2 separate regions of the Mus musculus genome follow, and region 2 is linked to region 1. A link is a contact called in ENCODE POLR2A ChIA-PET data. All regions are on one chromosome and are shown on one strand. Each heading gives the region's core, a stretch centred on a gene start or an enhancer-like site at or near the end of the contact. The rest is flanking DNA. Distances are from core to core; before and after follow the strand shown. Region 1 holds the start of Pitpna (phosphatidylinositol transfer protein, alpha). Region 2 holds the start of Myo1c (myosin IC).

Evidence for each region. ChIA-PET counts read pairs that join two places held with the same protein, here RNA polymerase II (POLR2A).
Region 2: POLR2A ChIA-PET joins it to region 1 with 11 read pairs in embryonic stem cell. The contact joins the promoter of Myo1c here to the promoter of Pitpna in region 1. POLR2A ChIA-PET finds 5 or more read pairs at or near these places in 2 of 5 experiments (Patski and embryonic stem cell).

The regions. Positions count from the first base shown.
Region 1 is chr11:75,585,929-75,592,033 of GRCm38, reverse strand. Pitpna (phosphatidylinositol transfer protein, alpha) reads right to left here and starts at 3,955. Exons shown (of 12, transcript NM_008850.2): 1 at 3,682-3,955. The coding sequence starts at 3,701. 4931413K12Rik (RIKEN cDNA 4931413K12 gene) reads left to right here. Exons shown (of 2, transcript NR_166698.1): 2 at 1,326-2,010.
Region 2 is chr11:75,652,598-75,658,765 of GRCm38, reverse strand. It overlaps Myo1c (myosin IC), which reads right to left and starts at 2,751. Exons shown (of 32, transcript NM_001080775.1): 1 at 2,565-2,751; 2 at 1,119-1,274; 3 at 898-1,013; 4 at 216-414; 5 at 47-127. The coding sequence starts at 2,582.

The DNA of each region.
Region 1 (6,105 bases), core at 2,706-5,205:
CCTGTGATTCAGCACACACCTCAACGCCCCTCGCCTACTACGCAGGTCACTCACTCACATCTTCCTTTCCCTTTCTGTAAACCATCTCTTCCCTGGTAAGACTTGCTAATGTGTCTGGTAACACAGAAGCTAACAGAGAAGGCTCATCATGAGGAAGATTAAGATCTGAAGAACATGGCCCTGGGGATATGCATCAGTGGGTCCAACTTCCCAATATCAGCCCTCATGGTCAAAGGCTATGAAGGAGCCAATTCCATGGAGGCTTCAGCGCTACCACCTCTGCTCTCCAAAGACTGTTCCAGTACAAGCTCCCTCATGCAGCAATAGAAGATACTCAGATCCGACCTCCAGGGGCTATCCAAAGGCACCCTAACCCTTCACTTTTCTTTCTACCTCCATTTTGACCACCTCCAAATTGTTGGATGAGTCACATAAGCTGATGGAGAAATTGTAGCCAGCAAAGTCCTCAAGAGGGTCACAGAACTCCAGAGAGCCAAGTGAAGTAGAGGCACTTCTCCAGGTGGCTTGCATTTGTAGTAGACCCATAGGTGACCCCCGGTGCAATGCTTTTGAGGTCAGAGAACTAAAGAAAGGCCTTGACTCAACTCAAAAGCCAAGCCACTAAGCACTGAGGAGGCAGAGGCAGGTAGTCTGTCAGTTTGAGGTCAGCCTGTTCTACGTAGCAAGTACCAGGCAAACCAGAGAGAGTTGCATGGCAAGACCCTGCTTCCTTCTTTCTTTAAAATCAAATCAAAACAAAACAAAACAAAAACACAAAAAACCCCACAAAAAACAAAAAGTGGAGACAGGCAGTGGGGGCACACCTTTAATCCCAGAACTCAGGAGGCAGAGGCAGGCAGATCTAAGGCCAATCTGGTCTACAAAGTGAGTTCCAGGTCAGCCAGGGTTACACAGAGAGACCCTGGGTCAAAATAAAGAAATAAAATAAAAAAATAAATAAGCAAGAGGCAAAGCGAAGATTCCCGGTTCTCAGAGTCTTGCTGGAACCTGCCCTCTGCACCCTGTATGCTTGCTTAGGAAGGCATGAGTATATATAGCATCCTTCCTATGCAGAGGTTCAAGCATGCCTTTTTGCTCCAGGCTGCATAACAGCTTGCTGGTCCCTAGTCCCACAAAGTTCTCCCAGGCAGCAAGAAAACACATAGGGAGACCTGAGGAAACATCACAGCAAATGCCAGGCATCAAGCAGAAAAGGCAGCAGGAAAATAAATAAATAAATAAATAAATCGGGCTTCAAGTCTTTACTGCCTGCTAATTTCCCTTCCTCCAGAAAGACTCAAATAACGTAAATCCTCCCATTACAGGAAAGCAACGGTACATAGAAGTACTTCCAACTTAGAGGGCAGAATTTCTGCACCCTCAGAAGAAACTTCCTAGAAAACAATACGCCTTTTATCTTCAAGAACACAGCAAAAATCACATCGAAGAATTTGCAGAACTCAAATCCGGGAAAATCCTGTTGGAGGAAGTGTCAGAAAAAGAAACAGGGACAACCTTGAGGTCCAAGCCGTCCCTTAGAACAGACTAGTTACAGTCCAGCGCCTTCAAGGATGCTCTGAGCCTGCTTCCACCTGCACACCCAGACATTTCTCCCTTGCTCCCTCGGAACAGAACCACCTCAGCAGCCACGGGGGACAATGGGAAAGGATAGGGCAGAGGCCCAGCTGGGCCAAGACTGGTGCCATGCTCACCATGACATGACCTTCACGTGTGTCCGTCTCAGGGCTGCAGTGCTGCAACCCACAGCCAAGTATCTGGATGCCCCCTCCTGCCCAGGGATGCACACACAGGGAACCCTGTCCGTCACACAGAAACACAGATGCCCGGCAGGTTCCGTATTGCCAGCACCCTTGGTCCTTTCCCTGACAGGCTTCAAGTGAGGAGAACAAAGAATGAGAAAGGAGCACCTGCCTCCCAGGCTCACTTGTCTCCTCAAAAGGCCTTTCTTTCCCCAGTTTGACCTTTACAAAACTACACATTTCTACAGACTGTAGGATTCAAGTGAGATTTTTTTTAATCTGAAAAGTGAGAAGAACTCGTTCGTTCGTTTGGAGACTATGGGTTAAAATGCAGAGCGCACCATGTTCTCCTTGGAGAACACTGGCACCCAAGCGTTCTTGCTCTTCACCACAGGAAGCTCTGGGCTCTGGCTGGATTAGCTGCTCTCAAGACTGGGGCCTCCAAATGTTCTCGAGAGTCAAGGTAGGATGACACCGGGCTCTCTTCTGTGTGCCATTCAAACTACACTGTGTCTTCAACATCTCATCACCTCCAAGGAGAAAACCCTGGGGGGGAGAGACAAAGTGCCCTCTGCACACTTGGCCATAAGAGTTTCCCAAGTTTCTCTCTACTTGGACATATCCCATTTCTGAACTTGGGTAGCTTAGGGCCCAATGCTGCCCCACTTGCCCATCCCTCTAGGAAAGCTTATCGACACCATAAAGGCTATGCACACATCCAATTTCTCCTGGAGGAGAGCAGAAAGCCCTGGGATGTCCACTCAGAACCATGATCCTCAGGAGTAGGTCATACTGTCAATCAAAATACACCCTCCGCTCCACCCCGACAGCCAGGAGCAAACAAACATCTATCTCCTTGCAAGCCCTGCCCATCCCCCATATCAACAGCTCCACACCCCCCAAAACATTTATGGGACCTCAATTCCTCCAAACAGCACCATCCAGCATCCTGTAGGCTTGGATAGCCTTGTCTTGGTCCCCACCACTTCCATTAGCAGGCACATTCATTCTTAATCATCTTCCTGGACGGTCCTGGGCCCTGCTAACTTAATGCCCTTCTCTCTTACCCACACTCCTTCACATCACTTTAGAACCTGCCCAGTATTTTCTAGACTCTTCATTCAAGTGTTGCCAAGTCCTAAGCAGGCATGCTGAACTTCTTGCAAAAGCCTCCTCTTCTGCACCTACTTGGGTACCATGCCATCCCCACCCTGTCATCCAGTCCCCTATACTCTTTTGCCCATCCCATCACCCAAGCGTGGCTTTGACTGAAGTCCTTTTTTCTGCAACCAATTATTACAATCCCTTTTCCTCTGCTGCCTCAGGCAGCCACTGTCCATGCCCCAGGTTCCGCCTCAACACCCCTCCCCACCACCTCAACTCCATTCCAAGAGCTACCTTATCTGATCTTCCCTGCCCCTTGGTACAGCTCAGCCTCAAACCCCTCCCCAGCGTCAGTCAACTCACCGGCGCTGCCTGCCCTTGTCCCACTGCTCCTTGGTCCCTTACACAACTCCTCGGTCCTTCAGGCAGTTCTGCCTGCTCCTTCATCCCACAGCGTCCACCATAGGGCCACACCACATCCAGCGCTCTCCATTCCCCATGCCCCTCCTAATGTCTCCTCTGGATCTCCCTATCCCCTTGACCCCTCCTCAGGCCCTGACCGGCCCGCACCGGTTCTCAGCCTCCTCTCCGACCTATTCGATCCCACCTCAGGTGCTGTCTGTCACCCTCTGGCCCCTTCGGGCCCCTCCGGCCCCACCTCAGGCCCCGTCCAGCCCCCGCTGTCCTCTCCGCCCCTGCTAAGCGGCCCAACAGCCCCATCCGGTGTTCTCCATCCCCCGGCAGGCGATCTGCCTTCGCCGCCGTCATCCCGACCCTCCCTTCCGCCTCGCTTCCGCACAGCCGACCCGACACTCACTACTCCTTGAGCAGCACCATGTCGCTTCGCGGCTCGGCGGCTGCCAGCTGCCAGCCCGGCCTCCCGCCCGCTACCCGGTGGCCGCTCTCCCGGTGGCCCGGCCCGGCCCCGCTGCCTGTGCGCCTTCGTCGTGGTCTGCTCTGTCCCCGCTGCTCTCGCTGCGGTCGCCGCGCGGGCTCCTGTCGCCCTGCCCTGGCCTCACCACCTCCCGCGCCTCTGCCGACGCCGCCCGGAGCTCCGGTTCCGCAGCGCCACGCGGGGGCGGGGCGTCTCTGCGGCAACCAAAGCGTCAGACGCAGCAGTGCGCGTTGACCTCACGCGGGGCGGGGCCTTCCCGGGTCCACCCCTCCACCCTTAAATGGGCCGTGGCTCCGGGTCCGTGTCAGCATCTGGGCCCAGGTCTGGTTTGGTAGTCAAGAGGTAAAGAGACATGTTTGGTATGAATACTCTTCTGCATCAGGAGCTACTGTGCCTATATGCTTGGACTTCGCTGGTGGGTGTACTGAGAGCCAAGCATGTCAAAAATAAAATGAGGGAGTTTGAGATTTAGTTCAACCACGAAGCACTTGCCTAATTTGGATTCACCAAGAAACCAAAACCAAACAAGTGTGTATATACTTCCTCTAAATACGTGACTCCACATCTCCACCAGAAAGATACTGTTACTGCCCTCGTTTACAGGCAAGAAGGCTGCATAAGTTAGATTTGCTCATCACAGTGTTTTCATGATGTAGCTGAGATTTGATTTTTTTTTTTTCTTTTTTTCAGACAGGAACTCACTATATAGCTCTGGCTGTCCTGGAACTTGCGCTGTAGACCAGGTTGGCCTCGAACTCACAAAGATCCACCTGCCTCTGGCTCCTGAGTGCTGGGTAGAGCTGAGATTCTAACATAAAATCTTAGTGTCTTCTCATCCACCCACTAACCATTGGCTGTGGGGCTGCTGTGTACCAGAGCCTGTGATATCCTGAATAGAGAGAAGAAGGCTGGCACTATCTTGCCCCTAGGGAGCTGGTAATCAAATGGAGGGGAGGCAGGTGATGGCTGGGGTAGCAGGCACTTGGAAGGAAAGGGGCTGCCAGAGCTAGTGGTACAGGCTAGCTGTCTGGGAATTCCTAGCTGTCTGGGAGCTGAGGCAGAAGGATGGAACGTTCAAAGCCTGCCTGAAAAACTTAGTAAGTTGCTGTCTCATAAAAGCTGAAGAGAGGGTTGGGATGTGGCTCGTCAGAGCACTTGCCTCGTATGCAGGAGGCCCTAGGTTCAATCCCAGAATCCCAGAAAGAGAAGAAAACGGTAGCTTGGCAGCAGGCTTTGGGGTACGGGTGGGAGGTGGAAGTTGTGTTTGATGGGATCACACTGGACAGCACCTGGTGTATGTGAGGAGTCCCTTGAGGGACGGCATCCCAGAGATCCACAAGATGCTGGGGAAGACCATGCACAGCAGAAAGGACACACGTAAGGGCCGGAGTCAGGAACAGGCTGCATTCAGGGACTTGTCCTAGTGTGGTTTTCTGTTGCTGTGATAAAGACCATGACCAAAGGTAACTTGGGGAGAAAAGGGTTTATTACGACTTTGAGACTAGAGTCCATTAGCAAGGAAAAACATTACAGGAACCCGAAGGCAGGAACTGAAGCAGAGGCTACGGAGGAAAGCTGCTGAACTGGCTTGCTCAACCTGCTTTCTTGTACAACCCAGGACCACCTGGCCAGGCACTGTACCTGCCAGGGTGAACTGAGCCCTCCCATAGCAACCGTTAATCTAAAAAAGGCCCCACAGGCTTACCTAAAGGCAAATCTGATGGGAAGGTTTTCTCAACTGAGGTTCCCTCTTCACAGATGACCCCAGCTCACGTAAAGCTGATGAAACAACTGAGGAGCTCCGGACTAGCAGAAGTAACGTAACGGGAACATTGAGTCTGGAGGCTGAAGAGCTAGGAAGGAATAGGTTCCTCCGTGGCTGATGATAGTGTGGGCTGCAGGCCAGGGGAGGGCATCCAGGGGTTTCAGGAGTGCTATGAGATGCATGAGACGGTTTCTCCCTGAATGGTGGGGTCAGGAAGGGAAGAAGAGAGGGCTGGATGGGGCCAAATGTAGGCAGGGAGACTAGGGAAGAGGTAGTGGCAGAAATCCGGGGAGCATTCAGGATAGGGGAAAAACAAAACAAAGCAAAGCAAAACAGGACTTGTTGGCCAATTGGCCAAGAGGGCAACAGGGTGAGAGCAAGGGAGGAAGAAAAGCAGGCCCGGGAGCCTGAGTGAATAGCACTCAGACACAGCAAAGTGGCTGGCAAACAGGGGTACTCACCGAGAGGGGTACCTGAAGGATACCTGGGTGCAATGTGAGAGAACTACCCGAGATAGTGGCTCAGAAAGGACTTGGGGAGTAGGAGGCCATACTGTCTGTCACCCAGCTGTGACCAGTGAC
Region 2 (6,168 bases), core at 1,502-4,001, 68 kb before region 1:
TCACTGAATGGCTAACCCACCCCTTCCTTATTATACCCACAGGTACCTTGAAGTCAAACTGCACATCCATGTACTTTCCAAACCGGCTGGAGTTATCGTTGCGGAGAGTCTTGGCATTCCCAAAGGCCTGAAGGTGGGGAGTCGGGGACAGGAATGTGAGGGAAGCCTGGCATTGTCTTGTCTACCCCTCTCCTCAGATGCTGCAGTCTCCTCACCTCTAACACGGGGTTGCTCTGCAACAGGCGGTCTCGCACTGCGCCACCCCGTTCAGGGGCTGGGCAGGTCTCTGCATAGAACTGGAGCAGTCTCTTGGTGGCCTCTGTCTTGCCTGCCCCACTCTCTCCAGAAATCATCACTGCCTGGTCCCGACGCTCAGTACGAAGTGCCCGGTATACAGTGTCAGCCACTGCAAACCTGGGGCAGAGATTTGTCAGGGAGTTCCCAGAGTGGTACCCCACCTATACCTGACGGGAACCACTCTTGTAAAATATGGGGGTTATAACCTGGAAGATGGAGAAGGGGGTGGACAGGTGGGAAGCCCTCACAGGGTACACCTGCCCAGCTGAGGATCACTCCAAGTGAGGTGCCAGCCATGGGGAAGCTGGGTACTTGAATGAGGCTGGGAGTCCTCACAGGTGGGCCATGTTAAGATAGTTAAAGGAATACTTCAGGATGGGAACTGAGCTCAGGAGCTGAGGGTCCTGGTTGGTGGACAGAACTCAGAGTTCAACTAATGAGAACTGAGGTGACCATAGGTGAACAACCATGGGATTCCTCTCAGTAGTGACCAGTGAGTCACCCAGGGGTCAGGGAATCATTTCAAAGTGGGGTTTGGATGGGGTCATCTTGCAAGAGGACAGGGTAGGTCACTCCTGGAAAGGCAAGGGAATCACTTACAAATGAGGTGGTACTTCATAGAAACTGACACCACGGTAGCGTTCCATATGCTGCCGGCTGTAGATCTGTAGGTCTCGGTAGGGATTGACAGAGACTAGGACAGGACCGATGTAGGTCTGGGGGTTGGGGGGGTGGGGGAGAAGGGTCAGAGGCTTTTCCTGAAGGTTCCTGCTGCCACCTTCCCCTAGGTCCTTGGGCCCAGCCGTGCTCATGGCACTCACATAAATGAGGTTCTCCCGGAACCGCCGCCGGAGGTTCTCAATGAAGGCAGCCTCACTGGTGAAATTCTCCAGCAGGACAAAGTCCTGCACCCCTACCCGGTCTCGGGCAGTCAAGGCGCTCTCCATGGTCACTCGAACCCCGTCACTGCCCAGGGCCTGTGAGGAACCAGCCACAAGACGCTGTCAGAGTCTGCAGGTTAAAGTCTCGTTTCCTACCCTGCCTGCAGGATGTAGAAGGCAGGGACACTTTGGACACAGGCTACAGAACATGTTCCGGACATATGGCTGGGTTGCAGGATGCTGGAATGCAGATAAGAGACCCTATGGGACATATGGACCATGCACACAGCCCATAGGAGCACAAAGGGCCCAGCAGACACTGAACGACTGCATGGAATCCAGGGCAGCGGCATTTTGAGTTGAGGAAGGTGGGACATGACAAGGAGCTCCTAGGAACGGCAGAAAGAATGCTGGTGTTGACCTTGGACAAACCTCCTCCTTTCTCAGGACTGCTTCCTCTTCAGAGAACAGGAGTGGGTTAGTTCAGGTGACCTCAAATCCCAGCTACGTGTTACAGGTGCTTTGGAGGACAAACGGTTCAGAGGGAATTCTGCAGACAGGGAGGGGCCATCTCTCCAACTCCCATCCACCCCAAATTCCCAGAAGTAGAAGTTGTTTAGGGATCAAGCCAGAGCTCACGTCCTAGGAGAGGGTTTCCCCATGGGCCACCACCTCAGCTGGACTTGATGCCCACCCCAGAAGCGGGTGGCCTGCCCTCCCTCAACTGGAGCCACTCCCTCCTCTCCAGCTGCTAGGCTTCCCCCCCCGCCCCCCCTCCTCCCGCAGCTCCTCCACCGTTGAGAAGCCTCAGGAGGTGGAGGGTTCTCCCAGGGGAAACCCAGCTGCCACCCAAGGGTGGGGCAGGTACAGGCTTAGCTAGACCCTCAAGCCGCGTCTTAAGCAGAGCTTTCCTTTCAAAGAGGGCCTGCAGATCTAGAAAATGCTGGGGTAGGGGGGTGTCAAGGAAGAGGAAGGTACTGGGAGCCGCTGTAAATTCCAGGGAGGTCACCAAGTCTCCCCTGACCCTGGTTTCTAGCCCTAGTTGCTCAGTTCTCTGCTTCTCCGTCACCCCTCAAGTCCAGGGCCTGTCTCCCTCAGACCTGCCCACCCCTGACCCACCCAGCCCGAAGCTGCTGCCAAACACCACCGCAGCCAACGCCCCCTGGTCCTCAAGTGGGAGGGGTCTTAGCCATCACCAGGGGCGACCACATGGTCCTGGGTTCGAGCGTTCTGCAGCCCTCTCCGCCTCGGCCTCCTGTTCTAGCAACTTTCAGGGACATCTTCCACCGAAATTCCTGGGCCGCGCCCGCTTCAAGGCCGGCCCTGGAGCGCCGCGGGCCACCGAGAGATACCCTGGACCCCAAACCTGCCCGCGCCCATGCTCACCGATGCCCGGTAGCGCATCCTGCCGGACCCGGCGCCCCGCTCCGCTGCCCGCGCCTCTTGGTCTGTACTCGGCCGCGGCGTAACCGAGGGAGGGGCCAGCCCGCCCCCTGCACCGCCCCTTGCAGGCCCCTTGGCTCAGGGGGCTCGGAGTCCCGACCCTAGGACCCACTGCAGCCGGCCTGGCCGGGCTGGGTGGGAGGGGGTTCGGGACCTAAGAGGGGGCGCGCGAGGGGCGGGGCCTCCTGCGTGCCGCGGGCTCCGCCTGAGTCAGGTTTTCCAGGAGGAACGTCGTTAGTTCCAGGGTGGGGCCCGGAACCCGCGCGGCCGCCGCGTCTACACAGCTCCGGAACTCACTTCCGGGCTCGTGTCTACAGCACGGGGCTGGACACCCCGCGCGAGACGAGGGCTGAAGCCCGTGGGTCACCGGGGAAGCAGGATTTCTCTCCCCACCCCCAACCTCGAGTCCCGGGAAAGTTAAAAATAGAACGAAATGTCCAAATACGGCCGGCGCCCCGGGACAGGCGGAGCCTCTGTACGGGACACTGTCCACCCCCATACACACTCCCAAAGGACTGGCTCCATTCTTTAAATCCTTAGAAAAGAAATTGTTTGAGACAGGGTCTCTTTACGGAGCCCAATCTGGCCTGGAACTCAAGATGCCTCCTGCCTCAGCCTCCTGAGTACTAAGATTACAAACTTGTGCCAAGAGAGCCAGAAGAGAAACATCTCTTGAAAGATCTCTTCCCTAGCTAAGAAACAAATCCTAGGGTCAGAGCAGGGTGCCCTTTTTGACCCAGCATGACCCCTAAAGAAGCCTGTTTGCCGAGTAGGCAGCACCCTTCTGACTTTCCTACGTGTGCAGCCAATAACCTTATGTTCCAGCCTGAATATCCTCCGGACTCAGTGCCCTGCCCCATGGGCTCCTCTCCTCTCTTCCCTTCTTTCTCTTCCCTCTGGATCTCCGCTCTTCCCTGAACACAGGCCATCAGCTGTCTTCCTTGTCTGTCCAGCACCCTCGCTGGTTCTCTGACGACATCAGCCCTTTTTAGGCCCGAGAAGAGTGTGTGAGAGGAGTGGAGTGGACTTTGGGTCAGTTGCCACCTCTTGTGGCATATGGATGTCTACGGTAAAACAAAACAACAACAACAAAACCAGCCTGGCCTTTGCTTACTAGCAGGATGATGATCATGAGTAAGTGCCTTAAGAGGCCGATTGGCTGATACTTGCCAGAATTGTTGGGTTGCCTGAAATGAAGCACTGACCAAGCCATCAACACCACTACTACCCTCTTCCTCTTTCATTCTACACGCACTGAGGGACTTGGGGGAGAGTCCAATCTTCTTGTCTAGTGAAGAAAGCGTCCGCCCCTATATCTACCATTTGCAAAGGGTTCTCAAGTGCCTTATCTATTCCTCGCCCTTTGTAAGGAACCTGAAGCATATACCGAGGGTATACACTTGGTCTAGGGAGGATAGGGGGAGTAAGAACCCAAAGCACCAAAGCGCCCCACCCCTTGGACGGGGACTCCCTGGGGAGGAGGTGAGTCTGCGACAGGTGCTGCCTTGCGGCCTCAAGGGGAAGGATGGTTCATTACTTCGTGAACAACAGCTCGAGCCACAACCCGGGGGTGGGGGTGGTGTGCGGCGCCAGCTGGGGAACGAAGCCCTTTGGAGCGGGCCAGGGGAATGGGTGCTGCAGGTGGAAGATGGGTGAAAGACAGGGCAAAGGGGAGCGCCCTTTACGATGCCCCCAGGTTTAAAAGCATAGAGAGGATACGACCTTCAGTCCACCCCAGAGCATTAGAAGACCTGAGGTGGGAGAGCTTGGAGTCCCCAGCACTAGCATGGGCTCGCTCCCCTCCCCCTACCGCGGCCTCATTGAGCTCCCTCTCCAGCCAGAGGAGTCTTGGTGGGAGGAGCGCACTGAAAGGGGAGGGGCTTCGAGGCCGCAGTGCCCGCCCTGCCCCGCCCCGTCCCGCCCCGCCGCGTCAAGCGGCTGGAATGAGGGGAATCCGCGCGTGGAGGGGTCCGACGGACTTCACCCATCCCGAGCGGCGCAGCCGCATTCCTAGGATGCCCGCTGGCGCCCCCGCAGCCACCGCCCCGCATCGGAAGGAGGGCGTGTAGCCGCCGCCCTCCGGGCCTGAGGCCAGCCACAGTCCCGGCATCTACTTCTAGCCTGCTCCACCTCTCTGGACAGGAGCGTGAGTCCAGAGAGGGGAAGTGAAGTGAGGAACCAAGGGTGTGAGGGACACCGCCATGCCAGGCGCTTCCTGTGTTCTTAGCTTATGTCACTCCCGTCAGTGCCGGACGTACCACCATGAGTTATGTTGTTATCCTATTTTAGAAGGGGGAACTGAGAGTAGGTAGGTGAGAAGCCTTGTTCGTTCAAGATTTCTAGACTTGTACGAGGAATGGAACTGAAACCCAGGACCGCTTTGAAACAACTAAGGTAGTGCTGCTCTGATCCCTCCCAACAGTTAACAGGACTGCACAGTTTTCCTCAGTGACCTAGGACAGAAACCTGTGTAGTGTGACCACTGATGTTTAGGGGTGGCAACTGGGGAACACTCGAGGACCCCACAGCATGGCCCTGGGCTTAAGGTTGGCTTCAGGCTAGAGTACACCTTAAGCCAGTGAGTGACCCAAGACTTAATCCCTAAAAGCACCGCTGGGGCTCTTCCTACCCGGATGTGTACTGGGACTATGGGGAGCGGGGCTGACAGCAGAACTGGTTCATCCAGTGGCCCTTACCCAGTGTTTTGGAGCCTGACCTCTGGTGGAAAGGCTGGAGGAACTGCTCTGGGGCGACTTTCACTGAGGCTAACAGGGAAAGCACAGTACTGCCTGCCAGGCAGGTCAGCGCTGGGCACAGGGCAGACTCTTGTCTCACTGTGGAACTCGGGCTGACCTGGAACTCAGCAGCCTCTTGCCTCAGCCTCCCTAGTGCTGAGATTACAAAAAGTACCCTATCATGCCTCGCTTAATTTAGATTATCAAATCCATTTTAGGTCTGGGCCCCGACTACCCCATTAGGGACTTTTAGAGGCTTCGGGGGGAGTGACTTGGGAGGGGATGCTCACTCTGGCTTCAGAACCATGAATCTTTGGTCTGACAGAATTCTTTTTTTTTTTTTTTTGGTGATTTTTCGAGACAGGGTTTCTCTGTATAGCTCTGGCTGTCCTGGAACTCACTTTGTAGACCAGGCTGGCTCGAACTCAGAAATCCGCCTGTCTCTGCCTCCGGAGTTCTGGGATTAAAGGCGTGCGCCACCACGCCCGGCCTGCCAGAATTCTTTACTGGAGAATCCAGCAAAAATAAACAGAGCACCTTGCCCCTAAATGAGTTTTCACATTCACTCATCTTCCCCGGAGAGGAGGACAGCATCTCTAGCTGTGGTAATCATGACCTGGCTGGCATTCAAAGCTGGTCCTCTTCCCCTTACACCAATCAGATCAGTCACCACCTGCTAAAACCTCATTCCGGCTTCTCCATCCTGCTCCTCTCCTGGACCAAAGTAACAGCCTTCTTCGGTTCTCCGCTCTGGCATTTACAAATGCAAATCTCACACTGTTACCATCTCAAGTTAATGGAAAGGAGGCTTA